3 separate regions of the Homo sapiens genome follow, and regions 1 and 3 are each linked to region 2. A link is a loop called in an ENCODE intact Hi-C map of the cell type or tissue named here. Cell type or tissue: B cell. All regions are shown on one strand. Region 1 overlaps INPP5A (inositol polyphosphate-5-phosphatase A). Region 2 has its middle 8.5 kb from the start of LINC02870. Region 3 overlaps LRRC27 (leucine rich repeat containing 27).

Region 1 (8,000 bases), 140 kb before region 2:
CAGCCCCGGAACACGCACCACAGACCCAGAGTCACTGCGCATAGCACAGCCCCGGAACACGCACCACAGGCCCAGGGTCACTACGCGTAGCACAGCCCCGGAACACGCACCACAGGCCCAGGGTCACTACACGTAGCACAGCCCCGCAGGACGCACCACAGGCCCAGGGTCACTACACGTAGCACAGCGCTGCAGCACACACTAAAGGACAAAACACTGGAAACAGAGGAACAAGCAGACACGTGCAATGCACACAGATGTTAATACAGTTTTTACAACCGCTCTGCATATAAACATATCCCCAACATGTAACACTATTGTTTAACTTGCCTAATGCATTCCTGAAGATGTGTAAGAAATTATATAATTTCTTAAAATTCACAACTGAAATAACAATATAATATCCTAATATGTGACTCAAATTTTATCCCACTGAATGTAAGCACTTTCACAACAAACCACAATATCCTCAATGAAGAAAATGTGGATATAGAAACTTCCCACCACCTGCAGGAACAGGGGAGATGGCCCGAGTCCTTGTGGATGAGCTGACAGACCACATCCAGACACCCTGACACATCTTCTGAGACTGAGAGAAGAGGGAGAGGACAGTAGCACAAACACTGAGAAGAACAGAAAAGGTTCTGTCACTTAGGGCTTCAAATTACTAGAAAATAAACCCTCGGCCATGAAAACACAAGTGCATGTGCATACGCACACATGCGCACACACACTCACACACATGCATGCACACATGCACACGTGCACATACCCATGCACACACATGCAAACACATGCACACATACACACACGCACACACGTACAGGAGCCTGCACACACACATGCATGCATACACATGCACACATGCACACACGTACAGGAGCGTGCACACAAACACACGTGCATGCACACACGCATGCACACACGCACACATGTGTGCACACACGCACACATGCGTGCACATGCGCGCACACATGCACACATGCACAGGAGCCTCCAAACACACGTGCATGCACACACATGCACACACATGCACACACACGCATGCACACACGCACACAAGCAAACACATGGACACACACAAACGCGCACATGTACAGGAGCCTGCACACAAACACACATGCATGCATACACACGTACACAAACATGCACACACACATGGGCCGGGCGTGGTGGCTCACGCCTGTAATCCCAGCACTTTGGGAGGCCAAGGAGGGTGGATCACGAGGTCAGGAATTCTCAAGAACAGCCTGGCCAACATAGTGAAACCCTGTCTCTACTAAAAATACAAAAAAATTAGCCGGGCATGGTGGTGGGTGCCTGTAATCCCAGCTACTCAGGAGGCTGAGGCAGGGGAATCGCTTGAACCTGGGAGGTGGAGGTTGCAGTGAGCTGAGATGGTGCCACTGCACTCCAGCTGGGTGACAGTGCGAGACTCCATCTCAAAAAAAAAAAACAAAACAAAACATGCACACACACGCACACACACTTGGGTGTCCTCTTCTGCCAAGATCAAAGACAAAAAAGAAATTTTGAATGTACATGTGCCAGAAGCTTTTATAAAATTAGACCCTGCCTACCACGACACCCTTTAATTGAGGGCCATTCATCCTGCCCAAACTGGTCTTTACTGGGCCATGCCGCCACGCCGCCATGCCACGTCCATGTAGCTGTCCCACTGGGTGATGGGCACAAACTAGAGAGACTGAACCCTTTCCCAGGAGCAGCTCTGGCAAGAAGTCCTCGGAGGTACAGCCACGTTTGGTTAATGTAGTTATTTTTAAAACCACTGAAGTGAGAGTAAAAAATAAACAAACTAGGTCTTAAAGAAATGCTCAAATTTCAGCCCACAGGCCAAGCAGCTCTGCGTGTGTTCAGCCACCATATGAAAGAAAGCACATGCCTTCTTTTTCTCTTAAACACCCAAAAATTCTTCTCTTGGTCTCAAAGAACAATACAAAAACTATGAAAATATGGGAAATGTTAAAAAAAAAAAACTCATTACTTTCAAATGTGGAACTCTATTTCTGGGAGTCAGTCCTTAAAAAAGTAATTCTAAAGAGCAAAAATGCTCTGTCAACAAAGAAGTTCATAATAGCATCATTTATAAGAGAATTACAATTAGAATACTGCAGAAAAATATTACAGAAGGCACCTCAATAAAGAAAGTTACACAGGGCGTCCACGGAAGGAAAGAAGAGGGAGGAATCAAAAACAAATTTATTGGATAAAACATGACGTGGAGATAGACAGGGTGCCAGTGACAAACACCCCAATGTAGGTAAGGAAGGCACTGAACTACACACTCACCAACAAACACTGGAATGTAGGTAAGAAAGGCAGTGAGCCAGACACTCACCAACAAACACCGCAATGTGGGTAAGAAAGGCAGTGAGCTACACACTCACCAACAAACACCACAATGTAGGTGAGGACGGCAGTGAACTACACAGTTACCAGTGGTTAAAATAACAAGTATTAGGTATATGTTATCAAAGTAAAGATTTACAATGAGCACATAGACATGGAAGACACTTATACTCTAAAAAAATGGATTGAACACAAAATAAATCACACCTCACACAAGCCCCCACCGGCGCGAGCAGCCCACATGGCCACCTGCAGACGTGGCCCTGCAGAAACTGCATGCCCTGGCCCCCTTCCTCGCTGTGGCCAATGCAAAGGCACAGCTGGCCCCTGAGGGTCCGCGGGGACTCCAGAAAGGGTGCCAGCACGTCACAGGAGCCCCTCATGCCGAGCGCTGTCAGCACTCCCAATGGTATTCTCAATAGGAAAAGGGAAAAAGACAGAAAAAAACGCCCAAAGGTTGGAGTGGGTATTTGAGGCAGAGGTATTTCTTTTTCTCTTCTTTATTTTTAACATGCCTATAATCATCACGCATTACTTTCCTATTTTTTAACTCTTAATTTTAAAGGCTTTAGGAAGAAGAAAACAACGAAAGCCACTTTGGCCAGAATGTTAAATAACTGCCTGTCACTAAGAGCAATAACAAAGGGCAAATGGCAGACGGGGAGAACCATGGAGAACCTCATACAGCCTGCAGGGCTGGCAGGGGGACCGCCTACCAGAGAGCTCCAGGCAGGCAGCTGTGGGGCAGAGGTCCCCACCTCAGGAAGAGCTGCTACAACTGGGCCAGCAAAGACAACCACCCAAACACACATGCCACACACGTGCAGGCACACACACACCCACCACGCCACACATATGCACCCCACACACATGCATGCACCACACACCACCCATGCACAGGCACACAAACGCACCCCACACACTCACATACCACACACCTATGCATGTGCATGTGGGCACACCTACACACGCATGCACCACACACCACCCGTGCACAGGCATGCAAACGCACCCCACACACTCACCACATGCCTATGCGTGTGGGCACACCTACACACACACGTTCAAAAACCACCTAGGCCGTTGCTACAGGACTGGCCGGTGTAGATGACGGAATGTTTCCACCGACGCAGGAAGTCTCAGTACGTTCCGCAGTGATGGACACGTTCTAGACCTGCACTAGCCACGTCTGTCCTTTAAATGAGGCTACTGGTGACTGAACAGTTTTTTTATTGCATGTAATTTTAGTTCACTTAAATTTTAATAATCACACGCGGTTAGAGGCTACATTACTACACAGCACAGCTCTAGATCACAGCACAAGAAGGAAAGTTCTAAGTTCCTATTATGAGACAAACATAACATTGGCATATAAACAGGATGAAGACAGCGTATGTGCAAAAGGGAAACCTTCAAACCAGCCTCATGTGTGCACTCATGTGTGTGCCACGACACACACCCCAAAGATCCAGCAGCACGTTAAAAACTTCACACATAGTAAGCAAGCGAGTGACTATTCTATACATACAGACATGGATGATTCACTGTTAGGAAAACTGCTAATACAACTGATCACACCAACAGATCTAAAAAAGTCTAATGATTATCTTTATAGTTCCTGGCAAACTTAAAGAATTCCAGTTACAGTTGCAACATATAAGAGCTTTGAAAATTTCCAAAATTAGTGCCAGACACCAAACCACAGATCCACGAAGCCCAGAGAACATCAAGCAGAATAAATACCAAAAAATCTATACCTAGGCAGATCATATCCCAATTGTAGAAAATCACAAATAAAGAAAATCTTGAAAGAAGCAAGAAAAAAATACATCTTAGCTATAGAGGAACAAGGACAAGAATTAGAGTGAACTTGTCAACAGAAACCACACCAGCAAGAAGAGACTGGAGGGACTACCCCCCGACCCCAGTCATGTGTACAGCAAAATCATCCTTCGAAAGTGAAAGAAAAATAAACTTTCTCACACAAAAAAGTAGACATGCCCTGTAAGTCATGTTGAAAAAGTTCTTCAGGAAGGAGAATATGACACAACTCAAAATTCCGGATGTACATAGGAAAGGAAGAATGATGGAGAAGTAATAAATGAAGGTTAATTTTTTTTAAGTTTACTGAAAAGTTCTTCAATTAAAGTCAACAACCATTTGTCATAAAATTGTAATGCAGGATCCCAGCAGGCCCGCAGGGCTCCCCACGCCCCGGCATTCACATCCAGTGTAATCCCCGTCCTCAGTGCAGGTGGGACCTATGAACCGGGGAAGACGGCGCGCCCATGCATAGGCTGAGGCAAAGGTGAAAGTGTCAGGCAGACATAATGAAGCTCCATCTCCAGCTGATCTTAGGTTAATCAAAAGGGAGATAATCCTGGGTGGGTCTCATCTTATCGAAGAGCCACTTCAGAGTGAGTCTAAAGGTCTGAGGCTGTAAGCAGAGGGCAGTCTCTCCCCGATAGGCTCTGGCACAAGAAGCTGTGAGTCCTACAACCACAGGGAAATGATATCTGCCAAGCACCTGAGGCAGTCTGAGAGCAGGCCCTGCCTAGTTGGGCCTCCAGATGAGAACACAGCCCACTGAGAACAGGCAACCTGACTGCAGCCGCGTGAGACCTGAGCAAAGGACCCAGCAGGCTGAGCCCTGACTCCACCCTACAGAAGCATGAAACAACAAACTGGTGTTATTTTAAGCCACGACATCCGTGGCCACCTGTTACACAGCACAGAAAGTCCTGCGTGTGCCTCAGATTAGGACTATACATGCCTGTATCAGAAAATAAAATTAATATTATTTTAAACATTTTTGGCCGGACACGGTGGCTCACGCCTGTGATCCGAGCACTTTGGGAAGCCAAGGCGGGCGGATCACCTGAGATCAGGAGTTTGTGACCAGCCTGGCCAACATCACAAAACCCCATCTCTACTAAAAATAGCTGGGTGTGGTGGCGCCCGCCTGTAGTCCCAGCTACTTGGGAGGCTGAGGCAGGAGAATCACTTGAACCCGGGAGGCGGAGGCTGCAGTGAGCTGAGGTCGTGCCACTGCACTCCAGCCTGGGCCACAGAGCAAGACTCCATTTCAAACAAACAAACAAACAAACAAACAAACATTTTTGCCCCACTTAGATTTTGTTTTGGTATAATGTCTATAGTAAGACCCCAATTTAAACCTTTCCCCGAATAGTTAACAAACTATCTTACAATGGATTGTTAAACTGTATGAATCCTCCTGTTCCTCACACTACTATGCAGTCAACCTGCCCCTCCCTCTCTCAGGTAGCTTTACCAAATGTGTGCTTCATTTATGTTTTCAAACTGTTGCCATTTCCTTAATTTGCTGTCTTTCTGGGGTTTTTTTCTGTATTTTATTCAATAATTTTTGGATTTATATAATCCTTCCGTAATTCCCTCATTTATGGCACAGTTCTATACTCTAGCCTTATAAGTGAAACGCTTTGTCTTTTCACTGTTATTATTTCTTGTTTAATAGCAACAACGCTGAATACCACGCTGAATACCACATGAGACGTGGATTCGAAACATCCCACCCCACACACGCTGACACCTCATCCCAGAGCCGGCTCTTTCCTCCTGGGCAAACCCAGTCATTCCCTCGGACAAGGAAACACAGCAAGGGCGCCCGTTACGCCCAGTGCCATTTCACCTGACATATCGGGGGAGGGAATGAGACCCGAAAGGGAACACATGCAGAGGCGCAGCTCCGGGAAAGGAGATCTGAGCTCCCTGCACCTGCAGATGGCGTCACAGCACACCTGGAGGGGCAGAGAAGCAGGCAGAAAAAGGACAGACAACAGGAGAATCCAGGAAAGCAGGAGGTCCTGAAATTAACAGACAAAACAACAGCCATCACAGACACCAACAACAACCAGGCGGAAGGCCTGCTGGAAGAGAAGGCCCGCTTCCAATGCAACAAGGAAAAAGGTAACCTCACAAACGACCTTTTGCATATGTGAACATTGTGTAAGAGAAAAACTTTAAGACATTCCTGAAGGAAACGAACAAAAGCTTTGAGTCCATGAAAAGACCTCTCTTGTTTCCAGGGACCATGACTCGGCGCCATAGAGCTGTCAGTCCTCTCCAAGCGAGCGCAGAAATAGCCCTGGCCTGTCCCACAGCCTGCCAGCGGCCCGCCCCGCCCAGCCCAAACCAGACAAGGTGATTCTAAAGTTCATATGGAAAAATAAACTATGACTCAAAATCCAAACACAATCCTTAAAAAGAGTGAGTCAACTCTAACTTTTTTTAAACTTTGGCATGGCAAAATCAAAAGACAAATGTCAAACTGGTTGAAAATATTTGCAATATATATCACAGATAATTAATCTTCTTGCAATTGAAAGAACTCTTAAAAGTCAAGGGAAAATACAAAACAAAACAAAACTGATGGAAAAACGGGCAAAGGACCCATAGAGGAGTCACAGAAGATCCCCAAATGGCGTCATACATGAGGAGCCTCCTCCCGCCAAGCTGGGAGTGGGGCGATGCCACCTTCCCTGTGACAGCAGCCTGGGCCCCCAGAGCTGATGGCACAAGAAGCGCCCAAGCTCACCTTGGTAATGTTCCTGCCCAAAATCTCTAAGTGAAAACCATGGAGCAACCAACTACCTAACTAACCACGGACAGGACACAGCTAACCACGGAGCGAGCAATGACCACAGTGACCCACACGGCAGGCTGCCCTAAAGACAAGTGGGCTAGACTCTTTCAGATGGCAATGCCAGAAAGAGCAAAGCAGGGGCCGAGATGAAAAGACTCAAACACTCACGACCTCCAAAGACGGCACGTGGCCCCTGTGTACATCCAGGAAGAGGAAGAGGGGACTCAACGCTACCGAGGCTGTCTGGAAGCAACGGGGTGCGGTGATTCTAGACGCGACGCTTGAGATCACTGCACCGAGGACCCATCGCTGGAGGGTGCGACCAGCATGGTGGTCGGAACATCCTCGAACGCAGGCCCCACTGACATCTTTACACGTGTCGCAATGTCCACACCTGTGTTCCAACAGTGTCTCCCCCACACTCCTCTGTGCCCCAGGAGGTGTTGGACACAGCCAGCCTGACTTCCCAGCCTCCCTGCCGGCAGACAGCTGCTGGAAACCACCTGCACTCCTAGCGCGGACAGTGTGGGGGACATCATGGAGGCCGCACTGTCCCTCCCCACACAGAACGGCATCATCACAGACGGAGACGATACTGTCAGTCCCCACACAGGACGGCGTCACCACGGATGAAGGCCACACTGTCCCTCCCCACAGGACGGCATCTGACCACTGCAGGAGGCCCCATCCCACAGGACGGCATCTGACCACTGCAGGAGGCCGCATCCCTGGCGTCCCTCGCCAGCCACATACCTTGACCAATTATTTCAAGCCAACTTCTGGAAAGCCCAGGTGCCATAACTCTCAGCCACCTTCGAGCCTCCACTTGTAGACCGTGTCCTTTTCCAGCCGTGTTGACAATGTGAAACCATCCGTGCAGGAGCCATGGGTCTCGTCGAGGGGCTCCCCGAGGCCTGGCATGGCATTGCACATCGGTGCCCTCCCACCACGCCCTGCTCCAGCCTCCTCTGTGACCTCCCTGTGCTGGCGCCAGGCGTGGCCCTGG
Region 2 (8,000 bases):
AGCTGTCCCTCCCCTGCCCTCCCTCCCCAGGCACCTGCTACCCACCTGCTTACCGCGGGGGTGAGTACTTTCTGAGGACATGAAAAGGAGCCAGAGGCTGGCAAGAGGCAGGTGTTGGGGTCCAAACCCACGGTGCTCCGGGCTCTGAGGAGGCTGCATCCGGCTGCTGAGGTGGGTTGGGGGCTGGGGTGGTCCTGACTTAGGCGGCAGCAGGGAAGCACATCCCAAAAGGGAGGCTGGCTGGGAATGTGGGGCTGGCTGGGGAATTCAGGCGGCACCTGGGGCAAGCCACCCTGCCTCAGTTTCCCCTTCAATCAATCATCTTGCCTTTACACCCACCCAATGTCAGCCTCTAACATCCGGTGTGGGCAGAGAGTTGGCACACCTGCCTGTACTGAGATCCTGCAGAGATCACTGTCCACACTCTGAGGCCAGGGCTTGGCAGAGATGCTGACCCCCTCCAGGCACCTCCAAGGGGCTGCAGAGACTGACAGCCCAGCCAGGCCACAGGTGAAGAGGGCTTGAGCTAGACCAGGCCGTCCGCAGGGGCAGAGGATGAGGGCCCTGACCCAGCAACACTGCACAGAGGCTCTGGGCTCCTGCAGGGGCCACGATCACCCCCAGGAGCCACCTCCACTGGCTGGAAGTGCTGCATGGGCTCCTGCCGGGGTTCTGTGGCACCTGCTGCCCACCTGCTGCCCCGCTGGAGTGAGTGCAAAGGTCTGGAAGTGCTGGAGAGCCCACAGGGAGATGGGCTGGACAGCCCAGACCCCAAGGCAGCTTCCTTCACGCAGGGTCGCGCTCAGGAAACGATGGCCTCCTGGCTCTCACCTGAGCACACGTGGCTTTCTGCATGGTTTGTCCATGCATGTCCCATTGGCTCCCAGCATTGCCATCATCTGCCAAGCATTGCGGTTGCTGGGGAATGAAGTTGTCATCTCCCAGTGACAGCATGGCCTGAACCTTGCTCCTCTCCCAGGACCCAAGCTCCCTGCACGGAGGACAGAGCATGGTCCTTGCTCCATCCAGGCTCCACCCACAACACCCTGCATCCTCGCAGCCCAGGCAGGGTGCCCCTGTGGAGGGGACACCATGCCCTGCCACGCAGCCTCAGAACAGCCTCCTGGAGGGCACACGCTCCTGTCCCTGGGCCGTGCGGACACTCTGGCCACACGTGTGTGAGGGGCCTCATGGTCTGGAAGCGGTGTGGTGGCAGCCACATGGCAGGGCCAGCACCAACTCACACCTCAAAGCATGTCGTGTCTTGGGGAGGCCGTGGCCAAGGTGGCCGCCTGGCTCAGCCTCTGTGGTCCTTGGGCCCTGGTCACAGGACTTCCTATGCAACATGATGATGTGCCTGACATGGGGTCTCAGCGGGAGCAATCAGCTTCAGTGCAGGGTGTGCAGCAGAGCAGGCACCAGAATGCACACCCAGGACTGTGTCCCCCCAGGACTGTGCCCATCATGGACTATACCCCTCAGACTGTGGCTGCTGGTAGGATGCACCCCCTGTGGACCGCCCCCCATGACTGTCACCCCCACAGTGCCCCTCTCAGGCTGTATCAGACGCCCTCTGTGAAGGAGCAGGCTCTCCGGAGCAAAGGAGGCACAGGAGCTTTGCGGAGACATGTGCCATTTCCCCAGCCCCACCTGTGCTCCATAAGGACCCTCCTCAGACCTACAGAGAGGGGCTGGCCTGGAGGGTCAGCCTGGGAGCAGGGCTGGGAGAACTGAGACCCCCACAGCTGGGACCCTGAGCACCAGCACCCTGGCCTCATTGGTGACCTGAAGTCCTGCTGTCTCCACCCACAGGGCTCCATCCCCGTCTCCAGGGACTCCTGGCACCCTGAAATGCAGACTAGCAGCTGGCTCCCAAGGTTCTGAGATCTCTGGCCTCAAACCCCTGGCCTGGCTTTCCCTCTGCTGCTGGACTGTGGTATCAGGTCCTTCCCTGCACTGAAAGGCGGCCTTCGACCCGGCCTCCCATCCCCACACGCCCCAACTCGTGCTCCCTTGGCACAGGGCCGCTGGCTCCTCCCACACCTGGCCACTGAGCAAGTGGGGGCCAGGGGACCGCAGCTGGGAGGGACTCGGGAAGCCTGCCCAAGTTATCCTACCTTAGCCGGAACTTCTGAGTCGTCCAGTCCCGGCTGTGGGCTGCCCATCCCTCCCTACGTGCTGGGCTCACCTGCCACCAAAACGGACAAAAATGCCAGGAGATGCCGACCCGTCCTCGGCCACTCGGGGCAGCCGGAGTGTCCTGTCCACCTGGGATTTGTGCTGCTGTCACGGTCGCTCACACATCATCCTCTTTGAGACGTCAGTTTCAAGACTTTTCCACGTGGGGTCACCATGGCTGAGGACTCAGGCTACTCAGAGGAGCTTGGCGCATGGGCCTGACCCCAGCGTGGATGGATGCCCATCTGGGTCTCTGTGCTGCTGGAACTGGAGTGGAGTTGGAAGAGAGGCGCTTCAGAGCTGCTGGAGACAAGCACACCCCAGGCCCATGGGAAACCTGGTCAAGGCTGGCCACAGCTCAAGCTTGCCATCCCAGATCTTTGGGAGGCCGAGGCAGGAGGATCACTTGAGGCCAGGAGTTCAAGACCAGCTTGGTCAACTGAGAGAAACCTCATCTCTACAAAAATAAGTTTAGAAATTAGCTGGGCATGGTGGCGCATGCCTGTAGTCCCAGCTACTAGGGAGACCGAGGTGGGAGGATCTCTGGAGCCTGGAAGGTTGAGGCTGCCCAGCCTGGGCAACAGAGTGAGACCCTATGTCAAAAAGAAAAGAAAAGAAAACCCGTTGGGGGCTGCTGCCTGGAAAAACCACACCCAGGCAGAATTCAGTACTGCCACGCCCCTTCTGAAGTTTGGTTTGAAAATATGGCCATTGCACCTCAGATAATCATGTTTACACTTCTTGACAGTGGAAATTCTTTACCCGGAATCATGCTGGGGTCTCGAGGCCCACAGCGGGACGCCCAGGGCTGCTCTGGTTCTGAGGTGGCTGGGGTGGTGGCTCTGACCCCTTGGCCCTACCCTTCTGGACTCACGCTGGTCACCGGGTCCTGCAGCCTGTGCCCTCTCCCCTGAGAGGACTGGGATGACCTTAGAATTCGTCCAAGAGTGACTGCAGCCCTGGAGTCTCGGACGTTCGTTTTGAGGTGTGTGCAGCTGGGCTCCAGTCTAGGGCCTATCTCTGAGCTGAGAATAACCGCACGCGGTCCCGTGGTTCACGAGGGATCGGTGCAGGCTGCGGGGAGATAGACGTTTGTGTGCCGTGGGGGAAGGGGGGCCCTGGGCTCCCTGCGCACCTCTCCCTGGAGACTCAGAACTAGAGACCTCGCCACTAGACCCACAGACGCTGCCCATTGCTCCTGGGATGGCTCCGCAGACGTAGCCTCCTGATGCGGCCTCACCCTGGCAGCCTGCGAAGAAGCCACATCTTTACCTTACGGAGACGGCTTCTTTCCTTAAACCTCATGAACCAACCTCTGTGGACTTCAGACTTTTCTTCTGCAGCTTCCTCACCCTCTCCACCTTTGTGGAGTTGGAGAGAGTTAGGGCCTTGCTCTGGTCGAGGCTCTGGCTTAAGGGAGGGTCATGGCTGGTTTGATCTTCTGTCCGGACCACTCGAACTTTCTCCACATCAGCAAGGAGGCAGTTTCACTTGTTGGCAACTGTGTGTCCACTGGAGTAGCATTTTAACTTCCTTCAAGGACATTTCCTGGGTATTCATAACTTGGCTCACTGGTGCAAGAGGCCTAGCTATCGACCTTGGCCTTCACCTGCCTGCCTCACTCAGCTTAGCCATGTCCAGCTTGTGATTTAAAGCGAGAGACCAGCAACTCTTCCCTCCACTTACACTTAGAGGCCATCGTGGGGCTCTGCTGTGACGTGTCATGAAAGGGGCACACCTGTGGGGGACAACACAGCCTCTGCACAGTCTCTTCTGAGTCCAAACTCGGGACCACGCCCTGGTGCCTCGGAGAGGGGCCAGGGAGCCGGGGCTTGGCCACCCACCTCTGTGCCTGGGGTCCTGACCTGTCCCTCAGCCCACGGCGCGGTGTGCGGCACCTGCCACGGGCCGTCCCGCCCTGGTCTTCGCTGTGTCTTCTCCACCTGGGAAAGCTCCAGCTTCAACCCTGGGGCTCAAAGCCAGAAGGCTCCTGCCCCTACACCCTCCTATGAGCCTCCTCCGGGCCCTATTTAGCAAATGGTTATGCAGGTACATTCATGCATAAAGACTCGGTTCTCTAAGTCCCTGCTCTAGAAAGAAGTCATCGTGTCCCCCTCTCGCAGCCGCCGCGTCTGTTTGTAAGCCCTGCAGGGGCCACTCCGGAACGACCCCCCGGGCCCCGCCCCGCGGCCACGCGGGGACGCGATGCTAGGAGGTGTCGGCAGGGGGCGCCGCTACACCGTCCAGCCCCTTTCCGGTTCCTGCGGGGCCGGCGGGGGGTGGAGCCAGCGCCCGCCCTGCCCCGCGACCCCGCCCCTGGGAAGTCCCCGCGCACGGGACTCGCGGGGCCTTCCGGAGCCGCCTTGGACAGGTGCCCGGGGCTCTGCTGTTTGCAGAAGCGTCACCACCTGCAATTTTCTGCACATTCTGCAGAACAGTGTTGGGGGGTGGGTAATGTGATCCTGGGGTACAGAAGGGGAAACCGAGGCACAAGAGATTTATCCTAACCTGGCCTTAAATCTGGCTGCTGGGAAGTGGCCACGCAGGGCCTAGTGGTTCACTCTTCCCCTGTCCTTCCCAGGCCCCGCCCCCCCCAATCCCTGGTGGACTGGCCCCTAGGTGGGCTGTGGGCACTGGGAGATGTTCCTTGCGGGGCTCAGTCCTGGGGCCTCCTGCACGGTGCTGGGTGGATCTGCCTAGCCGGGACTGCCAGGGCTGAGGTGCTGGAAACACTCAGGTTCCTAGGTAGGGCTCAGCCCCCAGGGGCAGGAGGTGAGGGGTCATCCTTCAGCCTTAATGGCCAGGCCTGACTGGGGCCTGGCAGGTGCAGCAGGACGGGCTACTTGGATCCCTCAGACCTCCAGTCCCTCCCTCCCAGCTCCATGGCCTCCCAGAGGTCCCCAGCCAGGACACAGGCCTTTCCAGAGCTGCCTGGGGAGATCAGGGTCAGGGTGCCCCTCCCTGGTGGATCCTGCCGCACATGGAGAGGGTGGTCTGCCTGAGTGGCGCCGGCACCTCGTGCAGTGTGAGGTCCCAGGCGCAGCGTGGGCGTCTAGGCACAGTGCGGGCTCCCAGGTGCAGCGTGGGTGACAAGGCACAGTGTAAGCTGCCGGGTACAGCGTGGGCACCCAGTGCCTGGGGGAGCTGCATGCTGGGTGGCAGCTGTGTCCTTCTGTATGGGACCAGCAGAGGGTGTCACGCCCCTCTAGGGCAGCGCTGACCACCCAGAGACTGCAGGGTCGGGTCCCTGGGCAGCAGAGGGCCCTAGGGCTAGGCAGGGCCATGCTGGGTGCCTCTGGTGCTGGAGCCCTGTGGCACCTTTGGCTGGACCCTGACATGGGCTCCCCACCCCACCCTCAGGCCCAGGCGGCTCCAGTGGCCACTCAAGGGCCACGCCCCAGGTACAGTGCATGGCTTTACCTGGAGGGTATGCGGGGCCACCCCCAACACACATATCGCTGTCCCCTTTCCCCAACACACGGACGGCTGTCCCCTTGGGCTCAGCTCCTGCAGGCGGCTGCAGCGTGCTCCCTGCCAGACTGTGGCAGCCAGCGCAGGGGTCCCGGCACCCCAGCATGCCCCACCCAGCACCCTGCTCTTCCACAGGGAGATGCTCCCCTCTTGCCTTCCGTGCCACCTTCCCCTCTGGCCCTGAACATCCTGATTTCTTCCTCCACAGCCAAAGTGTCAGCCAGGGGCTGCCTGCAGGTCCTCACCCACTAACTCACTCATTCAGCAACCGCAGGTGAGGCAAGCCTCTGTGCTGACCCGCCGGGCGCCGCCCCTCTGTTGCGCATGGTCTCCTGGGAGAAGGTTCCTGGAGGCAGGAGCTGCTCCCCTGCCCAGGATGGGGCCAGCAGGGAGGCAAGGGGTGGCCACGAGGTGGTCACCCATTCCCCTGGAATGCTGTGTTTTGGGGGGCCCTTGTCAAGTGAAGGTAATGGCTCAGCTGTTTTGGGACAAGCCCATCTGAGCCTGGAGCATGGTTTGGAACAGCCAGAGCCTGGAAGGTGCTGGGGGAAGCTGCCTTTGCATCTGAGCCCTGTCCAGGTCCCAGCCAGCTCCCAGCCCTGCGTGCTCCAGGCCAGGTGGGCTCAAAATGTACCCTGAGCTCTGAGAGGGCAAGAGAGGGGCTGACATAGACCTGGCATAGAGTGGGGCGCAGTGCTTGGCGGGCCCACCCCTCGCCCTGCCTGTTTCCAGGATTCAGTTCCCCTATCTGCGAACTGTAGAACCAAAGCGGACATCCCCAGGAATTCTAAGACGCTCAGACTCCAAGGACCCTCCCCCATTCAGCCAGGGGCCGCCCCTTCATTTCCTCGGGCCAGGCCTTGTAAAGGGTGGGCCCCTCTGAGGACCTCCAGAAAGCTGATCCTCCTGACTGGGGGGCTGTGCCCTGGGCTTTGGAACATGAGGGGGGGCCCAGAGGTCAGCCCTCCCTCAGCTGGCCCAGGTCCATGTCCAGTGACCTGTGGGACCCTCAGAGTCTGTGCTGGCTGGACACACTCCTGCCACTCCACCCTGTGCTGCAGTGTCCTGGGACCAAGGCTCCTTGACAATGACCAAGACCTTTAGGTGGTTTCTGCACCCTCAAGGAGGGGGGATGTGCAGGGGAAGGACAAGGAGAAGTGGGGGCCTGGGGGGCACGGGCCTGGACTCCCAAGTCCAGGGTGGCTGACGTGAGGGCAGGGGGCCTCTCAGGGGAGCCCCAGGGTGACCACCCTGCCCCCCACTCTCCCTTCACGAAGGCCACACCGCAAAATCCACAGGATAGGACAAATACCTCAGTTTGGGGCCAAGTCCGCCCCTTCCCACCAGCAGAGGCCTGGGGAGTCCCTCCCCGCACACAGATCCCCAAACACTCAGAGCCTGCCCTCTGTCTCCTTCCTTCTGTCACCTTCTCCAGGGTCCATGGTGGGGGCTGGGATGGCAGGACCTCGGCGGGGAAGAGTGGGAGTGGGGTGCCTCTGAGCACGGGAGGGCCTTCTCAGGGCAGCAGCCATGGCCCAGGAGCCTCCTCAGTCAGGCTGGGGAGGGGACCGGGGTGGGGGATGGGGTCGGGGCTGGGGTGGGGGTTGGAGTAGGGGTTGGGGTGGAGGCTAGGGTGGGGCCTGGAGTGGATGTTGGGGTGGGGGTTGGGGTGGATGTTGTGGTGGGGGCTGGGGTTGGGGTGGGGATTGGGGTGGGGGTTGGGGTGGGGGTTGGGGTGAGGGCTGGGGTGAGGTTGGGGTGAGGACTGGGGTGGGGGCTGGGGTGAGGGTTGCGGGGCTGGGGTGGGGGCTGGGGTGAGGGTTGGGGGCTGGGGTGGGGGTTGAAGTAGGGGCTGGGGTGGGGGTTGAGGTTGGGTGGGGGTTGGGGTGGGGGCTGGGGTGGGGGCTGGGATGCCTCCAGTCTGCCAGGGCTTCGAAGTGGCCATCATGAGGATCGGGCATTGGGGAGCCGGTGCCCACCCACCCACTCATGAGCTCCCCAGCAGAGGAGGCAGGCCCCAAGGCTGCCAGTGGGGAGATCCCTGGCTCCCGGGTGAGATCCACCTGCCAGGGGGCTCCACCGACTCCCCGAGCACCCCCCACCCCAGCAGCCCTACTTCCTCCCATTACCTGGGAAAGGCCAGCCCGTCGCCACAGACCTGCATGGGCATACTGGCTCCGTGTCAAAGTCAGACATGAATATTTCACGAGCGGCATCATAAATAATGCAATTATTTAGAAAGACACTGAATATTTTATAGACCGAAGTGCAGCCCAGTTTAAAGAGGGGATCCACATCATGAGGGGCTGGTTTTCTCGTCCACGTGCTGAAGGCCAGAGTGGCACGGGGGG
Region 3 (8,000 bases), 100 kb after region 2:
TTCTTCCAGACCAATGAGAGTTTTTGTGCACTGTCCTACAACTTGTGCTGCTTTAACTTACAGTGATTTCTTCAAGACACTTGCAAGCCAGTGGATATGATCACTGACTCACCCTTCTGTCGGCCACAGAGGCAGCTCATGGTCTGGATGTGACAATTTAGCCATCTCCATCTGTTGACATTTAAAGTTTCCCATATTTTTGCTATAATTCAGCTCTGAAAGCATTCTTAGCAATGTCCAATTGTGCAAGTATTTTTATTCCTGGAAGTGGCAAAATATGTATTTTTAAACTTTCCCACATATTGGGGAAATTAGGAAAAAGGTGACAGCAAAGATGGCGACTGAGTGTCCTGTGGGGCCTGGGACCTGAGAAGGGTGAGATGCAGTCCTGGTTTATCCAACGCATTGGACACTGTGAATTCCTAACTCTGAGCCTTGTTTTGAGGTTATGTAAGATGTCACCATCAGGGAAGCTGGGCCGGGGGGAGACGGAAACACTATTTTTGCAACTTTCCTGTAAGTCAAAAACTAGTTCAATACAAAGTTAGACAAAGGAAACACTCCTGAACTGTCCAAGCAGTCCACGCCTGCAGGCCCACGTGGCCACGCTCTCTGCTGTAGGGTGAAGCCCTTGGGGGCCTTACCCCAGCTAAGGGGGCTGCAGAGGCAATCCGTGGCCTTTCAAAGTAACACACAGGGAGCATCTCTTAGAAGAAAGCACCAAAGAAACATCTATGACCAAATTCAACAGCACATTTGCCTGACTATGCTCACAGGACAGAGAAGCAAGCCAGGCGCATTCTGGAGGGAGGAGCCACCGGCTCCCACCACCCTGTGCCCACGGCCCATGCCCGCAGCTCTGTGCCCACTGCCCTGTGCCCGGCTGGACTAAGACCCTCATACAGTCTGGGGAAAATGGGAAGAGAGGACTGTACTCAAGATGTCCCGTGTCCCATAGCTTAAGAGCTGGCAATCTTGGGGGACGGTACTCAGGATATCCCATGTCCCATAGCTTAAGAGCTGGCAATCTTGGGGGACGGTACTCAGGATATCCCATGTCCCATAGCTTAAGAGCTGGCAATCTTGGGGGACGGTACTCAGGATATCCCATGTCCCATAGCTTAAGAGCTGGCAATCTTGGGGGACGGTACTCAGGATATCCCATGTCCCATAGCTTAAGAGCTGGCAATCTTGGGGGATGGTACTCAGGATATCCCATGTCCCATAGCTTAAGAGCTGGCAATCTTGGCTTCCAGGGAAACTGCCTGCCTCGAGGTCCAGAGACCAAGGGTGAGGAGCCCAGAAAGACCTCTGTAGCGCTCACCTCGACCTCAGCTGCTTTTTATCTTTTGAATCTTTTCCCCTCATCTCCTCTTCCGCCTTCCCTCTTTGAGCTTCTAATTCCCCAGACAGGAGCCAAAAGTCAGTGAGCCAAGAGGCAAGCCCTCAAGGCTGGGGTGGGAAGCTGTCCCCTCCGGCTGGGCAGTGAGCAATGGTTCTGGATGCTGCACTCCAACCCAGCCCCACCAGCCAGCAGCCTGCACAGGCAGCTTCCTCCCCAAGTCTCAGCTCATCCTCCATGGACAGGGATGCGTGTGAGCACCCACCCACACCCCCAGGTCTCGGCTCATCCTCCATGGACAGGGATGCCTGTGAGCACCCACCCACCCCCGGGACTGGACTAGTGCCCGGTCACCGCCCGCGCGTGCCGTACCATGCTCCTCCGCGGAGGCAGGAGTTTGCTGAGCTCTTCCTTCCTCTTCCTCATCCTCTGGGCTCGCTCTCTCCACTCCTGCAGTGCCCTTTTCTCTCTGGAGAAAGGGAAGGTTAATGTCATAAGTTACAGGCAGCTTCGAGCCAAGGCTACAGGATTCCTCTGTCATTCTACAGCCTTGCGGTGCACCTGTCTCCAGGGGGCACAGGCTGGGGGCGTGCATGCCCTCCGGGTGGGAGTCTGAACCACAGCCTCTTCCTCCCGGCACATCTGGGCAGAGCCGGGAATGCCGGGTTCTATCCCGAGGCTCTGTGTGTCGGTGCTGCCAGCAGTGACTGATGCTGGGGGCCAACCCGACCCAGTGACCGAGGAAAAGGCATCAGGACCCCTTTCAGGTAAGGGCACCAGCTGGGGCTGCCACCACAGGCGCTGCACGACGGGTTGGGGGTGCCTGGCTGCGGGCACTTGTCGACATAAGGTCTATGGAAGATCTGAATGCCTGTCTCTAAGTCCCTCCCTTCAGACACTTGAATTTCACTTTTAAAAACAGGCATCTGGCCAAGGCGGGCGGATCACGAGGTCAGGAGATCGAGACCATCCTGGCTAACGCAGTGAAACCCCATCTCTACTAAAAATACAAAAAATTAGCCGGGTGTAGTGGTGGGCGCCTCTAGTTCCAGCTACTCGGGAGGCTGAGGCAGGAGAATTGCTTGAACCCAGGAGGCAGAGGTTGCAGTGAGCCAAGATTGAGCCACTGCACTCCAGCCTGGGTGACGGAGCAAGACTGTCTCAAAAAACAAAACAAAACAAGACAAGAACAGGCGTCTTCGGGCCTCCGCAGTCTGCAGCCAGAGTCACATGCTCCCTCCTCACAGCTCGCCGCCCAGGGCTGCGAACGTCCCGAGTAACGCCCACATCTGCGGCTGGGCGGGGCTCCTCGCGTGTGGCTGGGGTGGAATGAGGTCCCCAAGAGCCCTTGCTCAGGCCCAGGGCTCCACCCCCGGAAGGCCAGCTCTCCAGCCTGCAGGACTCCTGTGGTTGGTACCCCCTCTCCATCCTGCCCCCAGATCCGGCCTCCTCTTGTTTCTCCCATCATCATCCTGGACGCCTGGGCCCCAGGCCGGGTTTTCCTCGACGCCTCCACCCGACCTCTGCTCTCCTTCCTTGCGGTCACAGCGGCTCAGCCCTCCTGGGCTCTACCCGGCCCACGGCCCACCTCTGACCACCTTCCTGCTGAGGGCTCCATCCCGAGTCAGTGCTGCCTGGGATCAGAGCCTGGCTGCGTCCTCTCCCAGTGCCACCTCAGGGCACAGGTGGTCTCAGCAGCTGCCTCAGGTGAGGCTGTGTCCTGACGCCTGCCTGGGTGTGTCCCAGCCCCCAGCCCCCAGCCCCAGCCAGGGTGGTGCCCCCCGTGTCCCCACTTAGCACCATGTGTGGTGCTGGCCCCGCTGCGCTCCTGGACGAGGGCCTCCACTTAGTGTCACTGTCTTCTGGTCACACCTTGGGAAGCAAAGGGGTGACGCTGTCCACAGGGTGATGTGAAGGGGGCTGTGCCGGGTCTGGGCCCTCAGAATAGGCCTGCCGAGCTGCTCACTAGGAGACTGCAGGACACTGGCTCTGGGCTCCAGGCAGGAAAATAAAGAAGAAAGAGTTCACTTGCTCTTTGTATCCAAGAACTTCTCTTCCATGAAGGTGTGGGACGAGGCCCGAGCCTGTTGTCTGGGGGTAAGAGTGCCCTTTCTGCCCCCTGCAGCTGGTGGTGCCCAGAGAGCCTGGGGCAGGGGCTGTGCCTGCGGAAGGTCTCATCACAATCACCTCCATCACAGCCATGGCCAAGAGGGAGTGGGACTCCCACAGGCAGCCTCCTGGCAGGGCAGGTGATACCTGAGGAGTCAAGGGGGCAGGTGTCTGGACACCCACTTCAGAAAACGGTACCTTGAAACTGGCAGAGCCGAGGCAGGAGTGGGACCCACCTGCAGCAGGGAAGGGAAGGGAGATGCCTGCTGAGGCACACAGTGAGGGGAGGGCAGCTGGCATGCTTGACAGGCGGGGCCGGTCCTGGGGGGCTCACCTCGCAGTGAGTGACGGGCCCGGCTCTGTAGAGCTACCCCGAGGGACAGTGTGGGGCGACTGATGGGCACCAAAGGAAAGCCTTCCCGGTGCTCCCTGGGCCCCAGCAGCTGTGGCCCGTGGCCAGCAAGACCTGGTCCCACAGCGATGGGCTTTCTGGTGCAGCCCGGACCACACTCCCATGTCCTAGGACAGCCCTAGAGCGGTCAGTCAGCCTCATCCTTGCCCGTCAGTATGACAGCCTGGGACAGGGGACCAGTTCTGAGGACTTCACCTCATTCATCTTTTTAATGAAAAAGACAACCAACTACAATGTCTCTCTGGACATTGGGTGACAGCTGTGGACAATCACAGAATCTGTGTGCTGGACACAGCCCCTATCACATGGTCCCGAGAGAAAACAGCACACACACAACGGGGTGGCTTCAGGAGGGTTTATTCATGTTGGGGAGGGAGCAGGTGAGCCACAGGGGCGGTGCAAGAGCCCTGTGCCAGTCAGGGCCGGGCTGCAGCCGCCCACAGGACAGACCAGGGAAGGAGAGATTGTCGGAACCCAGAAGGAGGGAGAGGCTGGACTCGGCCAGCTCCAGGCAGCTCACAAAGAAGCCGGGAAAGTAAAGACGAGGCCCTCGCTCTCCCTTCCTCCTCGACCTCCTGCTGGGGGCCCCCGCTGGCCAAAGCCAACCACCAAGTGAGGGGCACGGGGGTGCTGTGGCTGTGGTCCATGCCAGCCGGACTCCTGGGGCCCAGGGAGGGGTGAAGCCAGGTGGTCAGTGGAGCTGGAGGACAGAGAAGACACTGAGGACACCGAGTCCATCGGCCAACACACCTCGCAAGGTGGTGGCACTGGCGGCAGTCACAGCAACACAAGAATGAACCTCCCTGATGACCGTGTCAGGGCCTGGAATACTCTAGGGAAAATGAGGAGGAAAGGACTGAGGAAGAACAAGAAATGAGGGAAAAGAACAAGAAAGCAGGCAGGTGTCGTGAGGAAGCCAGGGCAAAGACGGACACAAGGGGGCGACCGCGAGCACTGCAACCGGCCTGTCCCACAGGGAGGCCTCGGGGCTGCAAACAAGGGAGCCCATGCACGCAACGCCCTGCAGACCACGAGCGCTGCACCTGCCCCACATGGAGGCCTCAGCGCCTGCCCCACACGGAGGCCTCAGCGCCTGCCCCACACGGAGCGCTGCACCTGCGCCTGCCCCACACGGAGGCCTCAGCGCCTGCCCCACACGGAGGCCTCAGCGCCTGCCCCACACGGAGGCCTCAGCATCTGCCCCACACGGAGCGCTGCACCTGCGCCTGCCCCACACGGAGGCCTCAGCGCCTGCCCCACACGGAGGCCTCAGCGCCTGCCCCACACGGAGCGCTGCACCTGCGCCTGCCCCACACGGAGGCCTCGGGGCTACAAACAAGGGAGCCCATGCACGCAACGCCCTGCAGACCACGAGCGCTGCACCTGCCCCACACGGAGGCCTCAGCGCCTGCCCCACACGGAGCGCTGCACCTGCGCCTGCCCCACCCGGAGGCCTCGGGGCTACAAACAAGGGAGCCCATGCACGCAACGCCCTGCAGACCACGAGCGCTGCACCTGCCCCACACGGAGGCCTCAGCGCCTGCCCCACACGGAGGCCTCAGCGCCTGCCCCACACGGAGGCCTCAGCGCCTGCCCCACACGGAGGCCTCAGCGCCTGCCCCACACGGAGGCCTCAGCATCTGCCCCACACGGAGCGCTGCACCTGCGCCTGCCCCACACGGAGGCCTCAGCGCCTGCCCCACACGGAGGCCTCAGCGCCTGCCCCACACGGAGCGCTGCACCTGCGCCTGCCCCACACGGAGGCCTCAGGGCTGCAAACAAGCGAGCCCGTGCGTGGCGCTACAGACCACAAGGGGCACGTGCAGCTCGGCTTCCAGGTGAGGAAGAGACGGATCCTGGATCAGCATCAGTGAGGGGAGAACTAACTAAACACTTCCACGAGGCCTGCCATAAAATCACAGCCCAGTCCCAGTTCCGGGTGCACTGGGCGGGCTGTGCGGACCCCCACCCTGTGTGGACTCACCGTCTCTGCTGCTCCATCAGAGCCTGCTTCTCCTGGAGCTCTCGGAGCGCCGCCGCTCGGCTCTCTTCCAGTCTTTTTGCTCGGATCGCCATTTGGTACGGTGACAAGAGGTCGGGTAAGATGCTCCTGGAGGAGGCTGTCTTCCTTCTAAAATTACAGAGTGTTTTTAGCTGAATGTTTAACAAAACCCTGTGACGGTAATTCATACAACATGTGAAATGTAAAAGGAGGGCCTGTGGATCATCCGCTCATCTGAACAATTAGCACGACTAGAAGCTGCAGTCACCCCAGAGTCCAGTCTTGACTGTTGATTTCAGGACACGTAATGAAGATGTGTGGATGGCAGCAGGACACTGTCCCAACGCGCCCACTGCCAGCCAGCTACTTTCCCGGGACGCTTGACAGTCGGCTTGGGAAATGCACCTGAAGGACGTGCAGCCTCGGCAGCTGCACCCGACCTGCTTGAGACCAATGCCGCACCCTTGTCTGACCTGGACAGAGATGCCCGCGGAAGCAGGGGGCCTGGCCAGCAGCTCGCCCGGGCTGGACGATGTGACGTGCCTGGAGTTCAGGTGCATGGGGTGGTGCTGCAGCAGGTCGGAATCCCATCGCTGGGTGATGTGGGAGCAGGGGGCGGGGCAGGCAAGGCCATCAGAAGGCGCCTGGCCTCCACAGACACATTCAGGCAGGGTCAGATACTGGGTCCCCCTTGAGGGAAGCCCGCAGGACAGCAGAGGGGATAGCCAGTAACATGGTGGGGTCGCACGGTGCTGGGGACTCCCTCTCCCTGCCCATGAGAGGGAGCTGACAGGTGTGCCTGGTGTTTCCTCCCAGTGAAAACACCTGGGGAAAACCAGGCTGGAGATAGGGGCTCTGAGCCCAGGACTGAGAGCCAGCCAGGTTCCAGAACATGACAACTCCTCACCATGACCCTTGCATCAAAGCAGTTTAAGAAACACAACTGGAAGCCCTGCCTGGTCTTCCCTCTGAAACCAAACACTTCGCCCAGAGGAGAAAGGCCCATCCCATTCCACGGCCTGCCCTGTGCAAAGCCTCACACCAGCAGCACATCTTGGGAGGCCACAGCCAAGCAGCATGCCCGGTGGCCACGTCCCAGGAGGCTGGCCCGCCCCCCCACGCTGCATGACCTTCCACCCTCATCTTCCCCGTCTGCACGGGAACAGCAGTGACTGTCCCTCGTCTTCCCCATCTGCACGGGAACAGCAGTGACTGTCTCAGTAGAGCAGAGAGGGCAGGCATGGCCTGTGCTCTGGGACAGGGGTCACCTGGGGTGCGTGCTGGGCACTGGCCTTTAACCTGCTGCTTTTGGAAGGGCAGGTGGCCCAGGCTCTATGGAACACCAGGCTTCCCCTTGTGGTCTCAGGGTCCTGAGGGGTATGGAGGAGCTGCCCCAGAGGAAGGCCTGCTGGACGTCAGAATCAGGCTGGGGCAGTGATGCTCCGTCGTACTCCAGCTCCATGTTTGATGACTTCAGAATGCTTTGATTCCCTCCCAATATAATTTTGGGATTTCAGGACCAGACCATTATTTACCTATGATTTTTACATAACATCACTTTTCTTGCAAGTATTTTGGACATGAGCACTCAGCCTTATAAGCAGGCCCAGGCCACACGAGTCACCTTGGACCGGGCCTGCTGCTCTCACCATGCCCACTGCTCCCTGGCCAGAGAACACAGAGGAGCACCAGCTTCCCGAGTCCCAGACCCTCAGGAAGGGCCACCACCCTGAGCGCAGACCAGGGCCATAATCTTAGAGCTTCTTCTTAATACCTGTGACCCCACGACAACCTGACCAAGTGGGGAAACTGAGGCCCTGATAATGCATGTGAGACCACAACCACCCCGTGGGAAAGCTGAGGCACAGAGTGGTTCTCTATGGCTCACCCTGGGCAGAGGCAGCAGAGGGGGAAGACAACACTCAGGGCCCACCCAACCATGGGGCAGGGGCTCCAGGTTGAGGCTTCCTGCCAGAGACTCCAGTTCTCTGCTCCAACTTCCCAAGCCACCCAAAGCAATCTCCGAAGGCTAGGGTCTAGTATCCAAATCTGACATATTGATCAAATTATAAGTACGATTAATAAGCATACCACAATTCACTTGGATTAGCTATTATTAGGGTCCCTAACAATAA

What was found. Peaks named below come from ENCODE experiments on the same cell type or tissue, not always from the same donor. Only the 100,000 strongest peaks of a DNase experiment are listed, where the experiment ranks them.
Region 1: it touches region 2 in a loop (4-fold over the local background); 6 of 110 quality-filtered maps call a loop at or near these places.
Region 3: a loop joins it to region 2, with 24 times the contacts of the local background. A loop is called at or near these places in 2 of 110 quality-filtered maps.

The regions. Positions count from the first base shown.
Region 1 is chr10:132,589,891-132,597,890 of GRCh38, reverse strand. The region is part of intron 1 of INPP5A (inositol polyphosphate-5-phosphatase A); the gene reads right to left. Among named protein-coding and RNA genes, the nearest start is that of INPP5A, 56 kb to the right of the region's middle. RefSeq lists enhancers at 4,386-4,465, 4,845-4,924. In B cell, no CTCF peak of the experiment used is centred here; DNase peaks (open chromatin) are centred at 3,630, 3,780 and 4,290; H3K4me3 peaks cover 2,071 bases; H3K27ac peaks cover 4,475 bases.
Region 2 is chr10:132,449,714-132,457,713 of GRCh38, reverse strand. No RefSeq gene overlaps it. Among named protein-coding and RNA genes, the nearest start is that of LINC02870, 8.5 kb to the right of the region's middle. RefSeq lists an enhancer at 3,560-4,424 and a silencer at 4,178-4,607. In B cell, CTCF peaks have their summits at 4,173 and 4,376 (motif pointing right); DNase peaks (open chromatin) are centred at 4,483, 5,263, 6,153, 6,373 and 3 weaker places; H3K4me3 peaks cover 972 bases; H3K27ac peaks cover 2,904 bases.
Region 3 is chr10:132,349,601-132,357,600 of GRCh38, reverse strand. LRRC27 (leucine rich repeat containing 27) reads right to left here. Exons shown (of 11, transcript NM_030626.3): 7 at 5,848-5,994; 8 at 1,715-1,811. Among named protein-coding and RNA genes, the nearest start is that of LRRC27, 21 kb to the right of the region's middle. RefSeq lists an enhancer at 3,956-4,918. In B cell, CTCF peaks have their summits at 4,588 and 4,789 (motif pointing right); a DNase peak (open chromatin) is centred at 4,800.